Regions from separate parts of the Mus musculus genome. Here all the other regions are linked to region 2. A link is a loop called in an ENCODE intact Hi-C map of the cell type or tissue named here. Cell type or tissue: heart. All regions are shown on one strand.

Region 1 (5,000 bases), 60 kb after region 2:
GACCCTCTGGCGTTGAATTCCCCAGCTTCTCCGAACACCCATTTCTCAGTCTAGAGAAGGAAAAGAATGACTCTCTCTTTGTGTTAGTTCATTATGTATAATTATAACCCTGCATCGCTTCATAAAGGAGAACATTTATTTATTTAGCTCATAGTAGTTATGAAAAGCAAGGACCTTTTTTTTTTTTTTTTTTTGGCTAGAGGCAAGCACAGTATGTTTCGTGACAAGAAAGAAAGCATAGCATCCCTATCCTCTTTCTCTCCATCTTATAAAGCTACTAGTTTTTGATCATGAGGCTCCACCCTAATGACCTCACTTAATTGTAATTCCTTCCTAAAGGCCTCCTTTCTAAGCGCCTTAGTTAGATAAATTTTCACCCTCTTAACACTTTACATTGGGGATTAGATTCCAGCACATGAGGCCTTGGGGAGATATAATCAAGCCATATCAAAGCCATAAGACTCTCTCAGAGATTTCCCCAATGTCCTGTGTCATCAGGAGGCACAGGGCAGAGGAAGTGAGGTCAGATAGGCCTGGCTGGAATCTCTAGGCTTCCATGTGTTAACGATGTGGCCTGGCTGTCTCTCTCTCACATATCTGAGCAGTAATTTTGTGCCTTGTAAAGTCAGGGTGAATGCCACGACCTCAGAGGTAAGTGGTGAGACTTGAGATAGCCTTGATTCTATCACAGTAAAAAGATGAAAGGGAGCCGGGGTTGTTAGGTGTGACTGTGGGCTGGAAACAGTCCTACAGTAATCAAGCACAGGGTTAGAAATAGTACATCAAAGACAGCAATTGCTATTATGACCATTTGGTGGCTAAGATTATGTCAACTTGATGCGATTTAGAGGCATCTGAAAGAAGAGAACATAGAATGCAAAAATGCCTCTGTAAGATCTGGCTGTAAGGCATTTTCTTAGTGATTATCTCAGACCATGGTGGATGGTGCCATCCTTACACTGTGGTCCTAGGTTCTATAAGAAAGTAGGGTGAGCAAGCCAATAACTAGCACTCCTCAATGGCCTCTGGATCAATTCCCATCTCTAGGGTCCCGCCCTGTTTGACTTCCTGTCCTGACTTCCTTAAGAGATGGACTAAGATGTGGACATGTAAGCCAAATAAATCAAACAAAGCTGCTTCTCTCCAAGCTGCTTTTGGTCACTGTGTTTCATCATAGCAATAGTGACCCTAACCAGAACAGATCACTAGCCTTGCCTCCTAGGGAAAGCAAGGAGGACACTACTTGCAGGTCTACTAATTCTAAGTTCACTGAATCTCAACCTTCCAGTTTCCTAAATTTATTCAGTCCTTTCTAATGACAAAAATCAGGAGATTCTGAGACCCAGTTTGATTTGGGTCCCAAAGAGAAATGCCAGGAGAGAATTGCCACTCCCCCCATGCCGGAGGAGCTGAGGGAGTTGCACCTCAGAAGAGGAAGAGGAGCAGGAGCTAATTGAGGATGCTCTTCCGGAAGGCTTTGCGGTTTTCAGGCACCATCATGGCCGCCGCAGCAGCCAAGCAAGAGCTGCTTAAGGGACCACAGCCCAATAGGTACCCACAGTTTCCATCTGAAGAAGACAAGAAGAAAGAAGACCTTCCAATTGATAGCTCTTAGATGTAAGAACGTACAAATGAAAAAGACAAAAGGAATTACGTAAGATGACAGAATCTAAAGAACGCTTGTTCGTGGGACACTGAGATGACTGACTCGGTGGGTGAAGGAGCTTGCTGCCAAGCCCGAGGACTTGCCTTTGGTCCCTAGGACCCTCATAGTGTAGGGAGAGAACTGATTGCTGTAAGTTATCCCCTGACCTCCACACCTGAGCTCATGTCACACACATATGCACACGCACACGCGCGCGCGCGCACACACACACACACTAAACAAATTAATTTTAAAAGGACATTTTTATAAACAAAATATTTTAAGACATACATACATGTATATATATTTTTAAAAAGTTGCTCATGACTTCTGTAGAACTGGGAAATATTTAAACATGAACTGCAAATAAAGAACAAATCAATGATCTACTAACAGGTTTTCTCAAAATGTTTATCAAAAATAAAACATTTAAATATCAGAATATATTGTGTGAAAAAAATCTATTTTCAATTTAAAGAAATAAGACAATGAAAATGAAAACCATGCTAATGGGTTAGCTCTGGGCCTTTTCTAGTGTTTTGCTCTCAGCAAATGTAGTTTCCCCAGAACCCTATTCAATAATTATGACCAGAGAGGCCACATATGACCAGACAGAACCTAAGATTTCTGCTTGGCCCCTAAATATATCATGCAGTGTAACCCTTTGGGACAGTCACCTTTTCTACCTGGCCTCAGTTTCCACAATTGTGTCACAAGGGAAAGGTTAGACAAGCCCCTCCAATCTGTGAAGTTGAGAGGCCTGAGGTTTGGGGGTGAGTTGTCATAACCCCCCACTAGGGGACAGTATTTACATAGTCCAGTGTCACTGCCAGTGTGCAGAAATCAGTGTGTATTGTTACCTCTGGTCTCTCTTCATCCCTGCTAGAGGACAATAGGCATTATCAGCCCCTATCCCAGCACAACATGCCAGGCTGTCTCCACCAACCCATAGCTCACTAAGTCTCAAGATCCAGGTCCAGGGGCATTGCTGATGCCATTCGAGGCTTCTCCAGAGGTCTCATGCCACTGTGGACTGGGAAATAACAAAGCTCTTTGACTACAGTTTAATGTCTCCAAGGCAAAATAAAGTGATTTCTTCTTTGTCACCTACAATTATTATTTTTTTTTCCTTTCTGTGGACAAAGATGTCTGAATCACTTTACCCTTTGAGCTTGGTGATTGCTCTCATTGATAGAGGACTCCTAGATGCTGAATGTAAGCAGTTTAACCATAAGAAACCACCATAGGTCACTATTGCCAGGGAGAGTTCTAGTTCCCTGGGCACACCAAAGATCAAGTTCAGCCCATTTCCAGGGTCTTGAGTCTGTGAAGATGTGAAGTACTCATGGTTAATGGGAAATCCAAATAGCTTTGAGATCACATTCACTATGCTTGCCTCCACCCAGAATTTTATGTTCTCCAACCAATAATAACTCCCAAATTCTGAGACTGTAGAACACCCTTGGTAGGGCTGCTGAAGGCTGTAGAGTCCTTGTGGACAAGGACATTGAATATATATTGTACCCCCAACATCAGGACAAGTTGGTATGGTGTGTGCACACCCAGGAAACAGGTTTCTGTCCTCAGGGTATTTAAGGAAGATTAGAAATCCAGAACAGAAACATAGTCACTTCTTGATTTATGGAAGATTGGTTAAACAACTTCTGTACACACCAAAGTTTGTGCATACCTGAGTCCCTTTGTTAAATGGAAGAGAATTTATAGGGAACTTATGTAAATCCCCCACATACTTCCAATCATCTCCAGATGACCTATAATACACAATGCAGCTTAGGTTCCATGCAAACAGTTGTGCTGTATTATTTAGGGGCTGATGACAAACACGTCTTTGTTAACAAGTTTGATTGCATGTATATGTTCCAAGTATTTCCAATTTGTGATTGGTTGAATCCTTAGGTACAGAAGCTGAGCATATGCAAGGCAGATATATTGTTAAACAACAACAGAGAATTTGGGGACTTAGGGAGAATAAACCAAGGGCTGTAAGAAGGTACAATTGATGACTGAGGTGACATCCCACGACTCTCTTTGACCTGAGTGGCCCGGAAGTGGGGAGATAATTTTGACAAACCGAATGCAAGACAATGAGAGGTGATAGGCTCAGATGAACTCCACAGATGGGGGCAGGACAAGCAGTGTATATTTGGACAAAGGCAGAAACAGGGTGGCAATGAGGGATAGAAAGACATTCCCAACCCATGCCAGCAGTGTGGGGACAACCCTCAGGCTTCACTCAGCTCATTGTTGCCGTGGGGTTCCAGTGTTAGAAATACCATGACTGGTGGGCATTCTTCTGTAGCATTTATGTATATGTAAATAATCTGCATGCCCTAGCTTTTTTCCCCAGGCAAATCAGCACTATGCAACTTATTGCAAGATATCTACATCTGTGATCACACTTCCCCACTTCAATGACTTTCCTTGGGAAAAGTCTGCACAGGCCATCACAGAATTGTTGACACTTGTTAAAAACTAGAAATATGTGCAACTAGTGAGATGGCTGAGTCAGCAGAGTGTCTGTGGTAAAAACATGAGAGCCTGAGTTCAGCATCCATATATTAGGTGGGTGTGGTCAAGCACGTGTGTAACACTAGTGCTGAGGAGGGTAGGAGCAGGTACCCAGGATCCCCAGAGCTATCTGGCTAGCCAGTCTAGTCAATTGTTGATCTCTTGGTTTAGTAAGAGTCCCTGCCTCCAAAGATAAGATGAAAAATGACAGAGGAAGACACCAGTGTCAACCTCTGCTCTCCACATGAATATGCACACACATGTATGTATATCTGTATCTGTATACTATATACATACACCACACACCCACACACACAAACTCAGACACTCATGCATTCATACAATTAAAAACAGTCTGTGTATTTCAGAAAGGAATTCAACTAGTCATCTGTGGGAACCATGTAATATGACAGCAAGAATCATCATGTAGCCAGAAGTTTCACTCATGTTGTACAAAAAAAAAAGTGATGTTCACTGCACCAGGCAACTTGTGAATGGCAATAAAAGTTGTCTACATGTATGTGTGAATGAGAATATGTCCCCACTAAGAGCTGTCTGAAAGGATGCTTGCCAAAATGGTAACAGATGCATTCTAAAGCACACTATGTGTGGTGTGCTTGCTTTTATACATTGTCGTAATCCTTCACAGCAAATGTGTTATTTTTCCAGAAACTTCTGGGTCAATCTATCAGGCAGGAAATTAGCTTGTGTTCAGGGGGAAGCAGAAGGCTGCAAAATGGCTCCAAGGGCTGGGGATCTGGGAGAGTGTCATTCTAAATTTGATGGCTACCTGTTGGCAGAATCCTTGCTTGATGTTAAGGTCTTT
Region 2 (5,000 bases):
GGGGCTCTCATAATATTCTATAATATCCATGTGCTAAGTATTTCTTATATGCTTTCTATATATGGACTCAATAGCTGTTGAAATTAAAAGCCTATGGTGGTGTTTCATTCACATGGGGAGATTCCTTACATGCTATACGGTGATGCAGTCACCATGCTACTAGTGCTGAGAGCAGCAATCATTAATGCAATATGTACTTTTCCTTCCTTACTTCAGAAGTTCATTTGTGTTAATACGCATTGAAGAAAAGTGAAAACTGCCCATTCTAGCATACTTTGTAACCATGCCTTCCTTCCTTCCTCTTCAGTGGTCATCTTTTTAAAAAGAGATAACTTCAATTAATTTATTTTTATTTTCTGTAAATTGATGATTTGACTGCATGTATGTCTGTGTGAGATTGTTGGATCTCCTGGATCAGGAGTTACAGATAGCGATGAGCTGCTACTTGGGTGTTGGAAATTGAACCCAGGTCTTCTGGAAGAGCAGCCAGCACTCTCAACCGCTGAGCCGTCTCTCCAGCCCCTCCAGTGCTCATCTTACTGGAGACTGTGGCTCTCTTTTCTGTTTCTCTATTTCTGGAGGTTTTATATTCTCTTATACCCCACTGTTTTACCCTATTTGGTAAACTTTTACTTATATTTACGACGCTATTCTTTACAATAGACGTGAATTATAACTGTGCTTCTATATTGTTCCCAACTAAATTAGAAGGCAAGAGAATGGTGCATATTTTGATTGTGAACTAGACCACAGGCTTATGTGTTGAATGATGGTTGGTGGGCTTCGGAGAGAGGTTGTATCTCTGAGCTAATGAATGATTGGATTTGATGGATTTGTAATGTGATGGCATTAGGCAAGGTAGTAGAAAGTAAGTGGGCCCTTGTTGAAGGAAGTAGACCATTAGTGAATGATAGCATGCCTTGGCCCCTCCTGCATCTCTCCCTCTCTTCATTTCCCATAAGCTAAGTAGCACATGTTCCTGCACACATGATGCTCTGCTCATGATAGTTCAGAATCAATAGAGTCAAGGACTATGGAGTAAAACCCCGCAACCATAAGTTATCTTCCGTACTCCTCTAAATTGTTTCTCTCCTGCATTTTGCTACAGGGACAAAGTCTCACTCACACAGCAGTGCCCCTCAAGAGGATCCAATGTTGTTCAGCAATTGTTTTGTCGAAGACCACTAGGCTGATCTGAACTGCTTTGGCATAATTGCTTGGGGCAGAGAGGAAAGTGGAAGGGGAACACTCAAGCCTGACCTCACGTTCTGATGACAGCCAATGAGTAGCCGGTGTGTTCAAGTAAACCCCTAAGCCTTCTGGGGAGTGCCTACTCCAGGGGCCTCATTCTCTCCACTGCAGTGGAGCCTATCCCCATAGCCAGCCCACAGACCCTCTAACTCACAGGCTCTTGTAGAAGTCTTGGAAGGATCTTGTCCTACTGCCTACATCTCAGTGTGTTGAGTGTCGATCTTCAGGTTCTTTTACACATGTTATGTCATCTGCAAGTCATAGTGATACTATAGGATACACACTCTGAAGCTCATTTCATAAACTAAAAAATGGATAAGATAACAGGGGTTTATATAGCTCCTTTAGGATCATGTGTTTATAAGCAATAGAGCTGGTACTTGATCCAAACAAACCAGTTGTCGTAGAAAAAACATCCTTAAATGTAAAGGCTTTAATTATTTTCCATTGTCCTTCTAACACTTGAAGTTGAACTAGTTTAATGTAAGCATGAGTGTACTCTAAGTAAATGAAGCTGTTGCCAACTGGGTCTTCTCAATGTGGATAACATGATAACATGTGTCCGACCATTCTTTCTTATCTCTTACCCAGGTGACTAATAATGCTATTTGGTATTGTATTAGAATGTATATTTGATCAAATAGCTAATACATCGAGTTAGTCTTCTGTTTCCCTTCACTTCTAATTTATAAATCATATGTAGGTTCTTGTGGCATACACCTAGTCATTTGTGCATAGCTAAAGCTTGGATGCAAATTAACATTAAACCTCCAGATGGCACCAGAGAACAGAGATAAAAACCATAATAGCATTTTTTTTTTTTTCAATGAGCCTTTGTCTTGTTCCTAAGAGGCAGGTTGACTGAGGGAAATGGCTCCTTGTCACTCAGCTAACCTTCAAGGAAGAGGAGTGCCTGACTACACACTTTGCAAATGTCCAGATGCTGTTAGAGACACTTGACGGTGGAATTTTGTGATGCAAACTCACAGGTCTTGCATTTGTGCACAGCTATTTGAGAGTCAAGAGGGTGGTCCTTTCGACTGTCTCCAGCACAAAGTGCCGAGAGAGAGAGACAGATGTGCTACTGCAGAACCCATCGCTAAAGCTTTTGTTGCTGGACAATCCGATACACACAGATACCTGCAGGAAAACAGGAATCTGAAGGGGTGACAGGGTCCTTGGCGTTCTCATTTACAACAGCATTCCTGTAAGGGACTCTTGTTAAACCTAAAAGAAACAAAGAAACAAACAAGCCATGCTGAAAAAAATGATAGTAGCTATCAAACCAAGTACGAAGAGTTGGAGAGAGGAGTCCCCAAATACATGGTGAAATGCATCCTATTGTAATATAACGAGAGATGTACTATCCTCGACACGAATGAACAGAAAGCAATGAGAGGTCCATCCAGCTGGCAGAGTGGGTAAGGTTGTAACTGACAGCCAATACTCACCTCCCCTCCTTCAGCCAGTTATGGATTTATCTTTTAGACACAGATCTAAAGAAGCTTCTCACTCAAGCATTGTGAGTATCCCTCAGCACGCCCCGGGGCCAGTCCCAACATCCCCATCCACAATGGCCACAACACTGCTAATCCTTAAATCATGGCTTAGCACTGTAACACAGAGACATCTGCTGGGCGGGAGTCCAGGGTGCGAGTTGGAACCCCAAGTGCTGTTTTCCTGGATAATCTCATGTCACCTCTCCAGGCATCTTTGCTTGAACTGCCACCCACTGGGTGAGGTCTCACCCACCATCCTCTCTAACGTGATTTTCTCTCGCCTATTGTCACGTTTTTCCACTGATTTCCATTTAGCACTTATCAAAATAAAATCACTTCATTTTACACTCCTTTGTCTGCCTCCCCTGCCTGCAGCTATTGTTGAAGCAAGCAGGACCCTCTTTGGTCTGCCTCCTCCTGCATCTCTACCTTTGAGTACAGTGTGCTGTACATTGTAAATGGCTTTGTAAAACTGAACAAATGACTGAATGGTGGCTGAGAGGCTGCTGGTCCATCCCTCTATTTCCTTCTGGTTATGAAATTTGATTAAAAACATCACATTTAGGATCAAAGCTATTATGGGAGACTATTAAGTCAACATAAATAACTAAAATGTGCCTGAAGAAAAAACAAGAGATTGTAGATACAGAAAAGATAATCATCTCTACCGTGTTTAAAAACAGACGATGAAACAAGAACTCAGAAGCCCAGGAGTCCCGCTGCAAAGGCTCACTCACAAGAATGCCTGATTTCTGGGAGAACTGACGACCAGGATGGGCCAGGAGCAGCTGGGTGTGCCTGCTGTTTTATGTGGAGGTGAGCAACTGCATAGACAGCTCACCAGTCCAGAAGGACCCTCTTTATACTGGTGAGTGTATTACAAATGGTTTCTAATGAACACCCCTGTGCACTGGGAAAAGCCATCTGTTCCCACCTCTCAAAGCTTCCTCGAGACCCTCAGACTGGCTTAAGTTTCTCTTATTCCAACGCTTGCTATTGACTGGCAAATAACAGGGTTTCCTCACGTTTGCCTCTCCCTTTGGAATGTGAGCATTTGAAAAGCCAAGGCTCCCATGCACTGTTGTCTTCTTAGTAGAGCCTGCTGAATACAAAAAGCAATCTGCTAAACAGTTGTTCAAGAAATGAATAGATGAGTCAAGTGCTCAGACTTGACAACTCTTGCCCATACTTACGTTCAGTTCATCCTTGCCCTGGTTCATCACGTATGCCTTCATCTTGTATGAACGAGGTTTTGCTTTTCTTTACAGATGAAAGATTGAGGCTTTGCAAAAGCACATCTGCAGGAATCTGACACCCCCTTCTCGCTTCCCTGGCACTGGCACACATGTGGCAGGCACTCCAACAGACACATTGACATAGACATACATTAAAAAAAAATAAGATGAGTCTTAAAAAATGCAGTTTTTTAAACAAGAATATTTGTCCTAGTCACTTTTCTCACTGTTATGACAAAATCAAAGCAATCCCAATGCAAAGGCAACTTAAGAAAGTTTGCGGCATTGAGGTTTCATGGTAGCAGAGGCATGAGGCACTCCACATGCAGTCAGGAGACAGAGAGGCGAATGAGCTCACATTTACTTTTATATTCATCTTGGGACCTTGGGGTAGGGGTTGGTGCCTCCCACCTTCTGAGTGGGTCTTCCCTTGCCTGTTAAACCTCTCTAAAATCATTCTCATAGACACACTGAGAGCCGTGTCTCCTAGGGGATTCCAAATCTAGGCAGGCTGATGATGAAGGTTAACATTCACAGCATTAAACACCAGCTTTCCATTTTTAAATAAGATCCCATTGTATGGCATGTGTCATGGAGGGAAAAGGAAACCTTTGGCCAAGCAATGCCTAGAAGCAAATACCCACTGACTAAAGTTCAAAATGGTGCATATTAAACTTGGATCCACTCCCCACACCCTTTTTGGTTTGTGCCAGGCCAGTGATGAATAATGAAGAGAATACATTTTGATCAAAGACAACCAACTAACTCGTTGGACATGTTGCATTTGGCGGCATCTGGAAACAACTCTCCTCTTCCACAAACTGTCTTTAAACCATTTAGTCACATTGCCTTTTCCATCTTTTAATGGATAGTGGGCAGAGTTCCAGCTTCCCATTCACTTTTAACCTGAAGAGCAGCCTCATTTCAGGCTATGCAAAGCCTGTCACAGTGACCCTGTGTTATTTTAAATACAAGAATAGTGTTGTGAATGCCTTGAAGAGAAATGTCCACTTCT
Region 3 (5,000 bases), 190 kb after region 2:
CATCTACTTGACCAACTTCTAACACCATTTTCTGATCATTTCTTTATCATCATGATCATATTTGTTACCTAAAAATCTTTAAATTTAAATCTATTTTGATCATATTTTCCCCTTCTCCAAGAGTTTCCAGATCATCTCCTCCTACCTACCTGGCCAACTTTAAGTTCTTTCTCAAAATACAAACTAAAACCTAATACCACAACAAAACCATCCAAAATCATAAAGAAATAAAACAATGACCAAAAAGAAAAAAGGAAAAACTGTAACCAAATAAAAGTACACATGCACTCACTCACACACAAACACACACAAATGCACACACATACACACACATATGCATGCACACATGCACACACATGCATATGTGCATGCACACACAAACACATCAACTAGGGAATCCATTATAAGTTAGACAACTGCTCATTCATGCAAGGACTGCCCTGGTGTGGTCGATTCAATTTTCCCTCTCCCAGTAGGTATAAATGACAGTTAAACTTTGCCTAGTGGTTAGGTTTTTCCCAGGGAAGGACATTTCACAGCATTCTGACAATGATAGTGCTTGCAACGACACCTTCACTAGGGCTGCTTAGTTGTGTCTACTTCTTTAAACCTAAATCTCATGTCAGGACTCCAAAGATAAACTTTGATGGATTTGACTTGTCCCTCTTTGCAGTGAGGCCCCATGGAAAACACCTCTTTCATCTGCTTTTAATTGTTGCTTCTTTAACTGTTGAGGACAGATGCTCAAGCCCAGCTTACCAGGCCAGCCAGGGCGTAGGATCTGCCCGTCACAACTGCTAACACTGTTTTTCATCTATGCTCCCTTCTGAGCATTTATTCACCCTCATGGTAAATGGTTAGACTTTAACTGGTCCCTTCATCCCTCTGTGCTACTACACACTTCATTTCTTCACCCAATCTTATTCTATCTTTATATCCCAAGAAATGTTTCAGTGGTGAGTGTCTGTCCTTTGAGAATTTAATACACACACCTCGGATTCCTCCCTTCTTCCTCCTACCACATTCCCCTCCCATCTCCCAATTTTATGTGCTCCTTTCCTCTTCAAACCCACTGAGCCTACACAGTGTTTTCTGTGTGAGTATGGATGTAGAGTCATGCTAGTGGGTCATGGGAAGGTACCTAGGGGCTGGATTCCAGAAGGAAACTGGAAAAGTGATGGCTCCAACCCCCAGCAGTTATCAGTTGCCAATAGCTCATTCATGTGGAGAGAACTTCATGAGGTTGTCCTCATGTCTGCTGAGGTTCCGGCCAGCATGATCTTGTACAGGGCTTGGTTAAGCAGTCCCAGCTGCTGTGAGTTCCTACATGCAGTGGTGCTATCATGCCTGACAAACACTTGTTTGCTGAAGATGTCTGACGACCCTAACTCTTAGGACCCATCCATGACAACTTCTGAGATGATCTCCAAGCCTAGGGAAGGGAAAGAGCAGAGAACTGTTTGTGCTCAGCATCTATCACTACTACTCTCTCTCTCTCTTTCTTCCTTCCTTTCTTTCTTTCCTTCCTTTCTTTCCTTTCTTTCCTTTCTTTCCTTCTTTCTTTCCTTTCTTTCCTTCTTTCTTCTTAAGATTTATTTATTTTATGTGTATGAGTACACTGTTGCTATCTTCAGACACACCAGGAGAGGGCATCAGATCCCATTATAGATTGTTGTGAGCCACCATGTAGTTGCTGGGAATTGAACTCAGGACCTCTGGAAGAGCAGTCAGTGCTCTTAACCGCTGAGCCATCTCTCCAGCTCCCTATTACCCCTGTCTTAATTGCACTGTGCTCTCACCTAGAGGGTTTGCGCTTTCCTCATTGCATTTGACAAGATGCCATATGTATCCATTACTTATCTTCTTACTGAGACAAAACACTTGATCAAAACATCTTAGGGAAGGAAAGATTTATTTGGGCTCATAGTTCAAAGGAATCTTGGGGGAAAGGCATAGCAGCAGGAGCTTGAGACAGCTGGTCACATAGTGTCCACAGGAAGCGCAGAGCTGGCTCGTATCCAGTGCAGGTGCCCAGCCTATGGGATGGCACTGTCCACAGTTAAGGTGAGTCTTCTCACCCTGGCTAAGCTTCTGGATGACCTCTCATGAGCATGCCTGGAGCTCTGTTTCCTGGGGGAGTCTAGATTCTGTCAAGTGAGCAATCAGTAGTATCCATCATCCCATATTACTTTGCTCAGTCTGTCACTCTCTCCAGTTCCAACCATGATCCAGTCATCTCCAGTCACAATATAAGATGACACTGTGTCCATTAGTAACATCTGTACCTAGCAGACATATACTGATGTTGCAAAAAGGTGTTTGCTTCAGCAGTGTGCAAGCCTGGTCTTGTATTTCCTACTATCTCTAATCAGCCCTTGCCTTTGTCACCTCTGGCCCTGCTCTTAGAGGTATAATCTGAGTGACCAGGTTTTTGTCAGGTGAGAAGATTGAAGAGGCACCCCAGAGAAAGTGAGGGCTTTTAATCCCTTGTGACCACTTTGCCAAGCCTGTTCAATTTGCCCAGTGATACTCTAAGTTTTCCTGAGTTCCCCTCCTCTTTCCCTTTGTCAGTATCTGAATGGTGAAGCCACAGAGGAGCAACAAGAGCAATTTCTGCATCTCAAAGACACCAGCCACCTGCCTGCTCTGGCTTACTCAAATCTAATCTAAAAATCTTTCTGTGGTCCAAACAAAGAGCAGCCTCCTGAAGCTGCCTTGCATGCATCTGGCTTGAGCACAAACAGAGGCAGGAAGACTGGGGCCTGACACAGTACCTTCCAGTTTCTAGGGACAGGAAGAAGGAAGTAGGTTTCAATTCACTGCTTTCCATCTGCTCTGTGATCTCTCAGAGGAGTGAGTTTGACAATGTCCTGTCCCTGCCCTGGAATTCTCTAGCTCTGAGCTCACACATCAGGGGACATCTGTGTCTCTTGATGTCAAGTCTTGGTGGCATTTGAATTTGGGTAGCCTTTCTTATGAGGCTCCTTATGCATTGTGTGGCCATTCAACAGGAAAGTGGTGAACTTACCCTTTAGAGTTGGGAACAATGCCATCTGCCTGTGAGAGGTAGGTATTAGTGTGTCCACTTGGTATCAAGGTATCAAGTGGGGCCACTTGTCATGTGCAGCTTCATAAGTGCTAGTTGCTGAGAGGGAGATAAGCCTGATACAATCTTTCCAGGATTCTTTTTCTTTTAAAGATCAACTTGTGCATGCACCTTACAGAAGCCTGTTTAAGCAGCTCTGGGCATGCAGAGGAAATGGACCCAGATGCATACTATTTATCTAGAAACCGAACTCTTCTTGGGCCCCCAGCACTGCTGAATCGAGAAAAGCTGACACTGTTCATGCCAGGTCACCTCTGGTTAGAGATTGAGTCTCCCAGGTAACTGCACAGTCCTTTGAAAAGTCCTTTTCTTCTCAAGAATGACCCAAGTTCTGAGGCAGAGAGAAAGGATGGAGAAGAAATTTTAACCCCAAATTAATGGGTGTTTGGTCTGAGATCTTCTATGGAGCTACTAATTTTAATCATCTCTGATCATTTGGGGGGCATTGCCATAACTGTTGTTCAGTAGACATTCTTTACTTGTGCAGATTTTAATTTCATGCCCAAATTGATCAGAAAGTTCAGGAAGTTTCCATATAACTCCTGTATGTATCCACTTGCTGCATGGTCTGCTAGCTCATTTGATGAAGCAGTGGCACTTTTGTTACACTGGATGAGCCTGCATTGACACATCATAATCACAGTCTATGTGTTTTCATAAATGTGTAATGGCATGTTCCCAACATTGTTGTATCACACATGATAGCTTCACTGCTCTGATATTCTCCGTGAGTCCCACTTGCTCATCTCTGCTCCTTCTTAAACTCTGATCTCTTCTATTTATCCATACTTTTTCCTTTTCCAGAATATGAAATGATCGGAGACATACAGCACAACGCCTTTTCAGCTCACTTCAACCACCTACTAAGACGCTTTAAGTCTCCTCCATATCTTCTCACGACTCAATGGCTCATTTCTTCCTAGTATATAGTGATGTTCCATTGTCTGGATGCACCACAGTATATGCACCAATCCTCCTCTTGGAGAGCACCTGGATTGGTTCCCAGTCTGGGAAACAATGAGCAGTGTTGCCATAAATGTCCATGTGAAAATTCTCATATGGATATGAATTTTCATCCCTTTAGGGCAAATACTAACACATGCTATTGTTAGAGAAAACTCTATGACTTTGTTTAGTTCTGTAACAGAGTGTCCAACTGACTTTGAGAGTGGCTGTTCTGTCTTGGATTCCCACCAGACAAGAATAAACCTATTCCTTTGTATCCTTACCAGCATTTGGAGTCTACGCTGATCTCATTGGCCTGTAGTGCATGTCGCTGCCGCTTTAGTTTGTGATTCCCAATGACATGTGAAATAGAACACCTTCCCAAATGGCTATTTACCATTTTAATGTCTTTTTTGATGAGTTATCTGTCATAGGTTCCACCCATTTTAATCAGATTGTTTATCTTTTATTGTTGACTTTTTAGCCTTCTTTGTATATTTTAGATAATAGCGTTCTATCAGACGTCCTTTGCAAATACTCTTTCCCAGGCTGCACTTGTCTTTTTCACTCTCTCGACTTTGTCTTTCACAGAGCAGAGGTTTTTAATTTTAATGAAGTCCTGCTTATTAATTCTTTCTGTCATGGATTGTGCTTTTGGTGTCCTTTCGAAAAAGTCTTTGCCAAACCCAAGGTCATTTACATTTTCTCTTACTTTATTTTTACTGGCAGAACTGAATAGTGAACTTAAAACCCTGTGCATGCTAGGCAAGCCCTCTGCCACTGAGCTCCAGCCTGCAGCCTTCTCCTATGTCACCTTTTTAGGAACTTTGTAGTTTCATGTCTTATGTTTACTGTAGAATGCATTGTGAGATAATGTTTTAGATTTGCCTTTTATTTTAATTTTTGCTTGTCTTTGTGAACGTATGCCACATATACACAGGTGCCACGA
Region 4 (5,000 bases), 180 kb after region 2:
GCTGTCAAGCCTCTTTGGGATGGGTAGGCAGGCCAGAGACAAGAGCAGAATCTAAACTAAAGTTCAAGTTGAGAGGTAAGCTACTAGCACTTAAGTCTCCTTGCTCTCCTTCAGTGTCAGCCTTCATTGCTACTGAAAGGGTTAGGTGAGACTTACTTTGAGGGCAACCTGTAGGGCAACCAGTTAAACAATTCCCATCTGTTCAAATGTAAATTGCATCCATTAACACCCTCACAAAGAAATTTTAAATTCCATTTGGCCAAATAATAGTGGTCCTAGACAATGTTATGATTAACATATCAAATTCAATATCTAAGGGCCACATCCCAGGGACTATTGAGACAAAAATGCACAGATGCTTATTTTGAACTCTTGATTCTTTGAAAACGCTTTTCAGGTGACATCTCCATTAAAGGTGAATGGGAATTGTTTGGGAGTCCCACCCTTTTCTCTATAAAATGCATTAACTATTGCTTTGTTGATTCAATGTCTTGTGAAAAAACCAAATCTCTAATGTATATTTAATCAAAATTCATACACTTTTTGTCTTGAAAGAGGAATTCCCGTGTCTGCGTTAAAAAAATTAATGTGAAGACGAATAAGGACAAATTTTCCCTCTTTTAAAATAAAATGAGTGAGGAAGATAGACTTGATAACTCAGTAACAGAAACATAACTCCAGCAATCAAAGGACATCGACTGAGAACAAACACAACCCATTGAAATATACGAAAGCCAAGACTGATAGGTTATTCCTCTGCCAATGAAATGAGCCAATTCAAACCAGATTAGATGGTATTAAATGCAGGTTTATTGGGAAGCTGCTATCAGGCGAGTTCACAGGCATGTCTTAGTCAGTTTCTATTCTTGGACAAACATCATGACCAAGAAGCAAATTGGGGAGGAAAGGGTTTATTTGGCTTACACTTCCACATTGCTGTTCATCACCAAAGGAAATTAGGACTGGAACTCAAGCAAGTCAGGAAGCTGGAGCTGATGCAGAGGCCATGGAGGGATGTTATTTACTGGCTTGCTTCCCCTGGCTTTCTCAGCTTGCTTTCTTATAGAACACAAGACTACCAGCCCAGAGATGGTACCACCCACAAGGGGCCCACCCCCTTGATCACTAATTAAGAAAGTACCCCACAGCTGGATCTCATGGAGGCACTTCCCCAACTGAAGCTCTTTTCTCTGTGATAACTCCAGCCTGTGTCAAGTTGATACACAAAACCAGCCAGTACAGGCACCAAGGATGAAATCCAGAAAGTCATTATGTGGAAAGAAGTGAGGGAGGGGGAAGAGAAAGAGAGAAGGAGTGAGAGAGAATGGGAGATGGGGGAGAAGAAAAGGGTGAGAGACTAAACTGTCTGGATTATATAGGGAAGAGTCTCTGGGGGAAGGGCAGCTCAGCCCCTCAACTGAAAGTTTAGGACTGAAGGTAAGCTATGCCAGGGATGCCCTATAACAGGTTAGACTGAGAAATATTGGGAGAACCTAGAGGTCAGATCAGCTTTCATATGTAAAATATGCACCTCAGTCCCTTGTCCTACAGTTCAGAACCAAACAAAGATAACCTTTAAAATACTGGGGGTAAAATATAAAATATTTCACATGTGACATTTTGAGAATTTAACTTTGAGAATTTATTTACAAGAGAAATCTGGCTTTGCTTCCAAATTATAAACAGTGGTATTATCCTGGTAAAATGATTTTAAAAGCTTTGTTTGGTGCAGAAAAAGTTACATATAATTGAGAAATGTATGTGTTTGCAAGGACAGCGGCCTAAATTTCACAGCTACCAATTTTTTCTGGAACTAGCTGTCCTGGAACTTACTATGCAGCCTAAGATAGTCTCAAACTCAGAGACCTGCCTTCCTCTCCCTCCTCAGTGCATCCACCATTAATTCTGATTGTGTGAACAACAGTGTTTCAAGAGCAAGGAGTGTACAGTGAGCCCTGCTGTTCTCTGGCTTACATTTATTGTGTATCACTAAAAGATACATGGAATAACTAAACATGGAAAAGAGCCCACATATTTTTATAAAAATGTCCAATGGTTGAGAAAGGAGAGAATGTGTGTGTAGTTGCCATGAATATGTATACAAATTTGGTCCATGATGTTATTTATTGTAGGAAGCAGACATATTTTTTGAAATGTCAATTAAATTAAAAGATGTGTCTGTGAGAAATTTGAAATTGAATAAATACTTAAATGCTTCAAATAAATACTTAAGCAAGAACAGTAGACTGGATGAAAGTTAAAGACTAAGTCGATCAAGCAGGAAACCATTTTAAGAATACTCTCCACTTTCCCTCCTAGGCCCCTCCCTCCCTCCCCACTTGTGGTTGCTTTCTTCTCTCTCCCAAGTGGGACTGAGGTGTCCTCACTTGGACACTTCAGCTTGTTGAGCTTTTTGAGCTCTGTGGACTGTATCTTGTGTATTCTGTATTACTATTTTGGGGGGGGGGCTAATATCCACTTATTAGTGAGTACTTACCATGCATGTCCTTTTGGGTCTGCGTTACCTCACTCAGGATGATATTTTCTAGTTTCATCCATTTGCCTGCAAAACTCAGGTGTCCTCGTTCTAAATAGCTGAGTAGTATTCCATTGTGTACCTGAACCACATTTTCTGTATCCATTCTTCTGTTGTGGGGCATCTAGGTTGTTTCCAGCTATTGGCTATCACAAATAAGGCCACTATGAACATAGTGGAACACTTGCCCTGTGACATGATGGGGCATCTTTTGGATATATTCCCAAGAGAGGTATAGCTGGGTCTTCAGGTAGATCTATTTCTAATTTTCTGAGGAACCTCCAGATTGATTTCCAGAGTGGTTGTACCAGTTTGCAATCCCACCAGCAATGGAGGAGTGTTCTTTCTCCACATCCTCTCCAACATGTGTTGTCAACTGACGTTTTGATCTTAGCCATTCTGATTGGTGTAAGATGGAATCTCGTATTGGGTGAGGGAAAAGGACTGAAGCCCTGAGGGCCAGCAGAAAGAATGAAACAGGCATTGGAGGAAATGGAGGTTTGGGGGACCCCCCCCCACACACACACAGAATGCACCAGAGACCTGGGAGGTGAGAGACTCCCAGAACCAAAGGAAGGGACCTTAGATGAAATGCCTGACAGTAGGGATAGGGAACTTATAGAGCTCACCTCCAGCTGGAAGGCAGGACATCAAGTGAGAGATGGGGTTCCCATCCGACATTCCCACCTCTGACCCATAATTGTTCCTGTCTGAAAGAATTTTACAGGGATGGAAATAGAGAGGAGCCTGAGGAAAAGAAGGTCCAGTGACAGGCCCAAAGTAGGATCCAGCTCAAGGAGAGGTCCTAAGTCCTGACACTATTACTGAAGCTATGGAATGCTCACAAAAAGGGATCTATCATGACTGCCCTCCAAAAGACCCAACAAGCAACTGAAAGAGTCAGATGCAGATATGTGTACCCAACCAATGGACAGAAGCAACTGACCCCTGTTGTTGAATTAGGGAAGGCTGAAAGAAGCTGAGGAAAAGAGCTACCCTGTAGTCTTAATTAATCTGGACCGCTGAGATATTTCAAACACTGGACCACCAAACAGACAGCATACACCAGCTGATATGGAGCCCCCCAACACACATACAGTAGAAGACTTCTGGGTCTATGTTCATTCAGAGATGATGCATCTGACCCTCAAGGGACTGGAGGCACCAGGGAGTCTAGAGGTCAGGTGGGGTGGGGGCTGGGAGCATCCATGTGGAGTGGAGATGGGGTGGGGTAGGTAGGAGTTGTGGGACATGGAGCAGTCAGAGGGTGGATGGGGGACAGGGAATGGAATATGGAGTGTAAAAATGAATTAAAAATATAATAAAATTTTAAAAAGAGAGAAAATAAGAATACTCTCAGAATTGAGGAGAATGATAAAAAGATAGATGTCTAAGACAAAAATGAAGATGGAGAGAAAAAGAGCAGAAGATCTCAGGTGGCTCCTGAACTCCTGGATGGCTCCATGCCTGTCTGTGTCCTCCCTTGGATCCACTCTGAAAACTTTGACCTGTTCCCACAAGGATCTGGCAGTGAACTTCAGCATATCTCCACCATCTACATCTCTCTCACCACCAGCAGTTGAAAAGTTCCACATCAGCTCAGCCCGCAAGTCTAGATTGACTTGAATTGACTTGGAACCATCCCATCAAAAATATAACAGGAACTGTAAGAGAAGAAGACTGAGCAGGTGGAGAAAGATATGATTTTTCTTTAAGTGGTTATGGTTTGAGTGTGAAATGTCCCCCAGAGGCTCATGTGCTTGGACACTCAGCCCCCAGCTAGTGGCACTGTTTTAAGGCTGCAGCATCTTTAAGAGGTAGGGACTTACCTGAGGAAGTGGTCACAGGGTCTTGTGAGAGGAAGCAGTCACCGAGGCTCAGGACTTCACTTCCTGTGAGCAAGCCACCTTACGCTGCTGCCACTACAGTCCAGTTAAGAGAAGCTCCATGCCTCATACCAGGAGCCCAAATCAACCCACCTCTCCCTTAAACTGTTTCTTATATTTGGTCACTGCAACAAGTGGTTCATATAGAAGCAAAGTTGGGGCAACCCTCTCAACTCAGAGAGTCCCTTGATAAAAAGGGGGGCCTTTATAGGAGCATGGAAGGTCACCAGTAAGCACTCTGCTTAAGTATAAGGGTATGCACTTTTTTCATCAGCCATGCTGGGAAGCAGTTCATGCCAATAAGCAATAAACAAAAGTGCAGGGCTCAGATAGAGGACAGAAAGAGGGAGGGCAAGAGTGCTAGAGGGAGGGAGGGAGGGAGGGAGGGAGGGAGGGAGGGAAAGAGGGAGGGAGGGAGGGAGGGAGGGAGGGAGGGAGCCCATTGTTGGGATAGCAAGTCTTCCATCCCACAAACAATGGAGAAGGATGGAAGCCCAGGCAGAATTCTCTGCTGCAGTCTAAAGACAGAACTATTTCTTCCCTAAGAAACTTCAGCTATTGCTCACAATGCATCAACT
Region 5 (5,000 bases), 1.0 Mb after region 2:
ATGCTGCAGATATAAGTTAAGGTACCTGGGAAGGGCTATACATGCTGCAGATATAGGTTAAGGTGCCTGGGAAGGGATATACATGCTGCAGATATAGGTTAAGGTGCCTGGGAAGGGATATACATGCTGCAGATATAGGTTAAGGTGCCTGGGAAGGGATATACATGCTGCAGATATAGGTTAAGGTACCTGGGAAGGGCTATACATGCTGCAGATATAGGTTAAGGTGCCTGGGAAGGTATATACATGCTGCAGATATAGGTTAAGGTGCCTGGGAGGGGATATACATGCTTCAGATATAGGTTAAGGTACCTGGGAGGGGATATACATGCTGCAGATATAGGTTAAGGTACCTGGGAAGTGATATACATGCTGCAGATATAGGTTAAGGTACCTGGGAAGGGATGCAGAAGAAATCTGCAAATGCCACAGAAAAGACTTGGACATTAGTGGAGCTGAGTGCCTTTATGATCAGCAGCAAACACTCAAGAGGGGATGGTGGGGTAGACGTTTTCTAGACATTGTCCAAAGCACCGTGAACTGAGACTCAGGGCTCTACCTGGGCTCTGTCTGAGACTGAACACTTCATGAGCTGATGTCTTGTTCTGATGTGGCAGTCCCAGGTTGGTGCTGATGGAGGCAGCCACCCAAATGAACATTTTCATTTTGAGGTTCTACATGGGAAATATAGTAAAAGTCCTTTTCCCACCATTGGTTCTCCTTGTCATCTGCTTGTTATCACAATCTCCCTGTCCACCCCTCCCATCTGACCCTCTGTAAAACTCCTTCCTACACCCATAGAGGCATAGGGAACAGGCTCTGCACAGCTCACATCTAAGCCTAACCTGCAGAAGATGTGTTCTCATCATTCCACAGAGGAAGAGCTATGGTCTTTGGCTCTGATGCTGAAATGCTCTGAGAATTAAATCCATTTAGAACCATCTCTCTCCATCAATCCTAACTATAAAGACAAAAGCTCAAAGTAAACTAACAAAAATTAATAACAATAACCTTTAGCAGTCATGGTTCTAATGTTAATGCGTTCTCTCTGTACTTCTGTCGACAATAGCCTGGCCACTCGCTCACCTGAACAAGTCCCCAGGGGCAGACATGACCTCTGACAACTTCAACAATCAAGTACATAGAGAATGACAAGGGAGCAAGGTTCAGGATCACTTACAGCAGTGTGTCCCATGCTTTTTAGGGAAATAAACTCAAGTTCAGCTACTGACTTGGCCACTTTGAAATAATTTCTAAAATTATTAATATAAAACATTCATAGTTGTGTATATTTACATATATTACTTAGCTATGAGTTTTGATATCAATGAGAAGATTTTCAAGCAGATTTATTTGACACTTGTCTATTTACTCCTCTGTGTGTGTGCGTGTGTGTGTGTGTGTGTGTGTGTGTGTGTGTGTGTGTGCACTCGTTCCACAGCACTTGTGTGAAGATCAAAGGAGATGGCAGGTTCCAAAGATTGGATTCAGGTTGTCAGGCTTGGTAGCAAGCAAGCACCTGCCCAGCCATCTTACTAGCCCCAGATTTACTAATTTGGGGGAAAAAAATCTCACTGTATAGCCAAGGCTTGCCTCAAATTTGCTATCTTCCTGCCTCAGTTGCCTGATTACAGAAATGAATTAGCACTCTCTGCTTGAAATGCATGAAGAAATGGCCCTCAGGGGCCACATTACAGGAGCATGTCAGATTCTCACAAAGCTCTACCTTTATGATCAGCAGAAAACACTCAAGAGGGGACGGGATTTGGATGGAGGGCAGTGAAGAAAAACTGAAATTCCTTTCCTGTCACCACTATTTCGGATTGACTTGTGTCCCATAAGAAACAACACTGGGGCCTTGCAGTGCTGACATATGCCTTTAACTCCAGCACTCAGGAGACAGGGGCAGGGGCAGGGGCAGGGGCAGGGGTAGAGGCAGAGACACAAGGCACAGGCACAGGCAGAGGCACAGGCAGGTTGATCTCTGTGAGTTTGAGGCCAGTCTCATCTACAGAGCAAGTTCTAGGACAGCCAGAGCTACAACAGAGAAACCCTGTCTTGAAAAACAACAACAAATAAATAAAATAGAAACAAACAAAGAAAAAGAAACTACACTAAAGCCCTAGCCTGCAGAACATCAGAATATGGTCTGACTTGGACACAGGGTCTGTGCAAATGTCATGTTGCTGAGATGAAAGTAATTGGCTGGGCCCTGGCCCAATATGCTTGTGTTCTTATGGAAATAGGGTTGGCTACAGAGGCAGACATGAACGAAGGGAAGATAATAGGAATTCTTTAGCTATGATAAAGGAGGAGAGAGGGACGCAAAGCAGGTCCTCCCTCACAGCCCTCAGACAGAGCCAATCCCGCTAACACCTTAGTTTTGCATATTAAGCCTCCAGAATGATAAGAGAGTCCCTCTCTTTCCCGCACATTCTATCTCTGCGTACTCTGTTAATACAACCTCTGGAACCCTAGGCAGGTCCTGACTCTAAGCCACTCCCCAACTCTCATCCCTCATCCCTGCCTCCTGCCTGTGTTCCTAAAGCACTTGGGAATTTGTGGCTTTCACTTCTGCTGCCCCCGTGTGGTGAGACCATGGTATGTTCTCTAGCAGAAAGGAATCCAGGCAGTCAGAGGAGCTAGCATAATTCTCTAGCAAGACTCTGGGAAGAGGGCATACAAACTATCAGAGCTGGGTCAGGGAAACCTGAAGACAGGTTGCATGCTTGAAAGCTAGGGGAAAGCAACCAGAAAACATACGCCCACGGGAGCATAAAGTATCTAAACTGAATGAAAGTGACTGCCTCAACAACCGGTTGTAGAGGGAAAACATCAGGCCACAAAGAAGACAAATGTGCCTTTCTCTCCGTATGTCTCCCAGAGAGGTTTCTACCACAGAAACACGTATCTTCATTAAAGTAGTTAAATTTTATTTCATAAGGTAATCTCAGTGAAATATACTCCGACTCGATAGTCCTAAACATTTATGCACAGAGGTCAAGATGCCAAGGGTAGGTAAATTCCCTCTGAGTGAGCTCAGCTTATAGCTCAGCAGTTCTCAACCTGTGTGTTGTGACCCCTTTCACAGGGTTGCCTGAGACCATCAGAAAACACAGACATTTACATTACAATTCATAACAGTGTAAAAGTATAATTACAAAGTAGGAATGAGAAAACTTTTATGGTGGGGCGTCGCCATGTATTAAGGGGTCACAGCATTAGGAAGGTTGAGAGCGATTGCCCTGGCTCACCAGTCAGCAATTGCCTGAAACAGCAGTGATTTGGTCAAGAGTCTCTACTGTGCCTGGTGGCCAGGTACACATATTGCAGGAGCAAAATCCTCATACTCCAGGGTAAACCACCCTATTGCAACAGAGATGGGGCAGGAGCCACCATGAGAAACTATTATTCAGGAGAACAAGATTATAGAGTGAGAAGAAGCCCACGGAAAGAAAAAAGGCAAGGCTTCCTGGACCAACCTAGCTATGAAGAAAAAGTTTCTTAAAGAGTAGAAAACAGATTTTTTTCTGTAAGAATGTAAGAATACAGTAGTTTCCAACATTTCCCTTACCAAAAGCCCTGCTCTTTATAAAAGCTATGACATAAATGATGAAGACAAGCACAGCCCAGTATCCCCATAACTGTGCTGGCAGTAGCATAGAGTAGGTGGCCCCTGGGCCCTGCTGCCACAGAGCTCAGTCTTAGGTGGAAGCCATCTTTATTCCAGATGTCCTCTGTGGAGAGCGACTAGAGGGGTGTAGGGACATGGGGGAGGGGTAGTCATCAGTCACCCCACATAGCATTACCCCTCCCTCTAAGCAAAGGAGTGTTGCTTGATTGTGTAGTGATCCCAGAAAAGACGGTTGTAAGCAGAATCCTTCACCTCAAGCCACAGCACAGCTGGGCAACACTACAATGTTCTGAACCAGAATTGGAAGAAAAAAAGAAATAACCGATGGAAAAGAATATTTCCTAGAAACACACATAATCTGGACAAGCTCCTGAGTCAGAGAGAAACAACCCCAGAGTCACTCTTGCTTCATTTCAAGTGTCTCCAACTTTGCCAGATTCTCTTCTACCGAGCACACCGCAGCCACAGAGGAACACGGCTGTAGGCATGGAAATGACACTCTGTTTATACACAGTTAGTTGTGTGTAACGCCCTCTTTGATAAATATGTTTTTAAACAACCCCTTCAGTCTCCAGAGCCTGAAAGCTTTCCAGACACTGAAGCTGAAGTCCAGAGCTGTTTATTTATTCAGTCTGAGAGAGCCAGGATTCAGAGGCAGGAGACAGGGGATTGCTAAATCAGAGTGTGTGTGGGGGGGGTATGTTGTCATGACAGTCTACTAAAAGGTGAGTGCATATTTGGGTAAGAAGGTTGGAAATAATCTTTATTTGTGCAAATGATATGTGAATACATAGTATTAAAATTATTTTAAGAATCATATATTATAAATGAACCTAAGGCCACTTCCCAAAACACATGTCTCCTCTGCAATGGTGACTGTGGTTTCCCTCTCTGACATACTCTCCAGTAATGCACACACACACACACACACACACACACACACACACACACACAGACAACTCACAGAACTGGTTTGTTGGCTGGGAAGACAGCTCAGTTGGTAGAGTGCTTGCCATGTATGGACCCGAGTCTGAAATCCAGTGACTGAATTTAAAGCAAAACTGGGGCTACTGGCACACACTTGTGATTCCAGCCCCCCCACCCCCGAGACAAGACAGGAGAATCTCAAGATTCACAGGACAGTCAGCCTAGCCTAATCAATGAGTCCTGGGTTGCAATGAGAGACTGTCTTCAAAACACAAAGACAGTTCCTAAGGAGTAATGGCTGACATGGACTTCTGGCTGCCACAAGCCTGAGCACACATGTGGACCCACCAAGCACACATGAGCACACACGTGTACCCACACACTAAGAAATCCACAGTTTCCGAGTGTGCATGATCTGGTTCAGAGAAGCAACAGGATC

The links. A loop is a pair of places that touch in the nucleus more often than their neighbours do. Peaks named below come from ENCODE experiments on the same cell type or tissue, not always from the same donor. Only the 100,000 strongest peaks of a DNase experiment are listed, where the experiment ranks them.
Region 1: a loop joins it to region 2, with 4 times the contacts of the local background. A loop is called at or near these places in 2 of 42 quality-filtered maps.
Region 3: a loop joins it to region 2, with 2.8 times the contacts of the local background. A loop is called at or near these places in 2 of 42 quality-filtered maps.
Region 4: a loop joins it to region 2, with 2.0 times the contacts of the local background. A loop is called at or near these places in 2 of 42 quality-filtered maps.
Region 5: a loop joins it to region 2, with 7 times the contacts of the local background. A loop is called at or near these places in 2 of 42 quality-filtered maps.

The regions. Positions count from the first base shown.
Region 1 is chr7:83,487,465-83,492,464 of GRCm38, reverse strand. No RefSeq gene overlaps it. Among named protein-coding and RNA genes, the nearest start is that of Gm10610, 61 kb to the left of the region's middle. In heart, a CTCF peak has its summit at 2,441 (motif pointing right); no DNase peak of the experiment used is centred here.
Region 2 is chr7:83,547,351-83,552,350 of GRCm38, reverse strand. It overlaps Gm10610 (a long non-coding RNA gene), which reads left to right and starts at 1,757. Exons shown (of 2, transcript XR_140845.5): 1 at 1,757-3,618. In heart, a CTCF peak has its summit at 2,008 (motif pointing right); no DNase peak of the experiment used is centred here; H3K4me3 peaks cover 295 bases; H3K27me3 peaks cover 2,855 bases.
Region 3 is chr7:83,359,668-83,364,667 of GRCm38, reverse strand. The region is part of intron 1 of Gm29976 (a long non-coding RNA gene); the gene reads left to right. Among named protein-coding and RNA genes, the nearest start is that of Gm29976, 21 kb to the left of the region's middle. In heart, no CTCF peak of the experiment used is centred here; no DNase peak of the experiment used is centred here.
Region 4 is chr7:83,372,245-83,377,244 of GRCm38, reverse strand. The region is part of intron 1 of Gm29976 (a long non-coding RNA gene); the gene reads left to right. Among named protein-coding and RNA genes, the nearest start is that of Gm29976, 8.4 kb to the left of the region's middle. In heart, no CTCF peak of the experiment used is centred here; no DNase peak of the experiment used is centred here.
Region 5 is chr7:82,501,832-82,506,831 of GRCm38, reverse strand. The region is part of intron 9 of Adamtsl3 (ADAMTS-like 3); the gene reads right to left. Among named protein-coding and RNA genes, the nearest start is that of Saxo2, 140 kb to the left of the region's middle. In heart, a CTCF peak has its summit at 2,583 (motif pointing left); no DNase peak of the experiment used is centred here.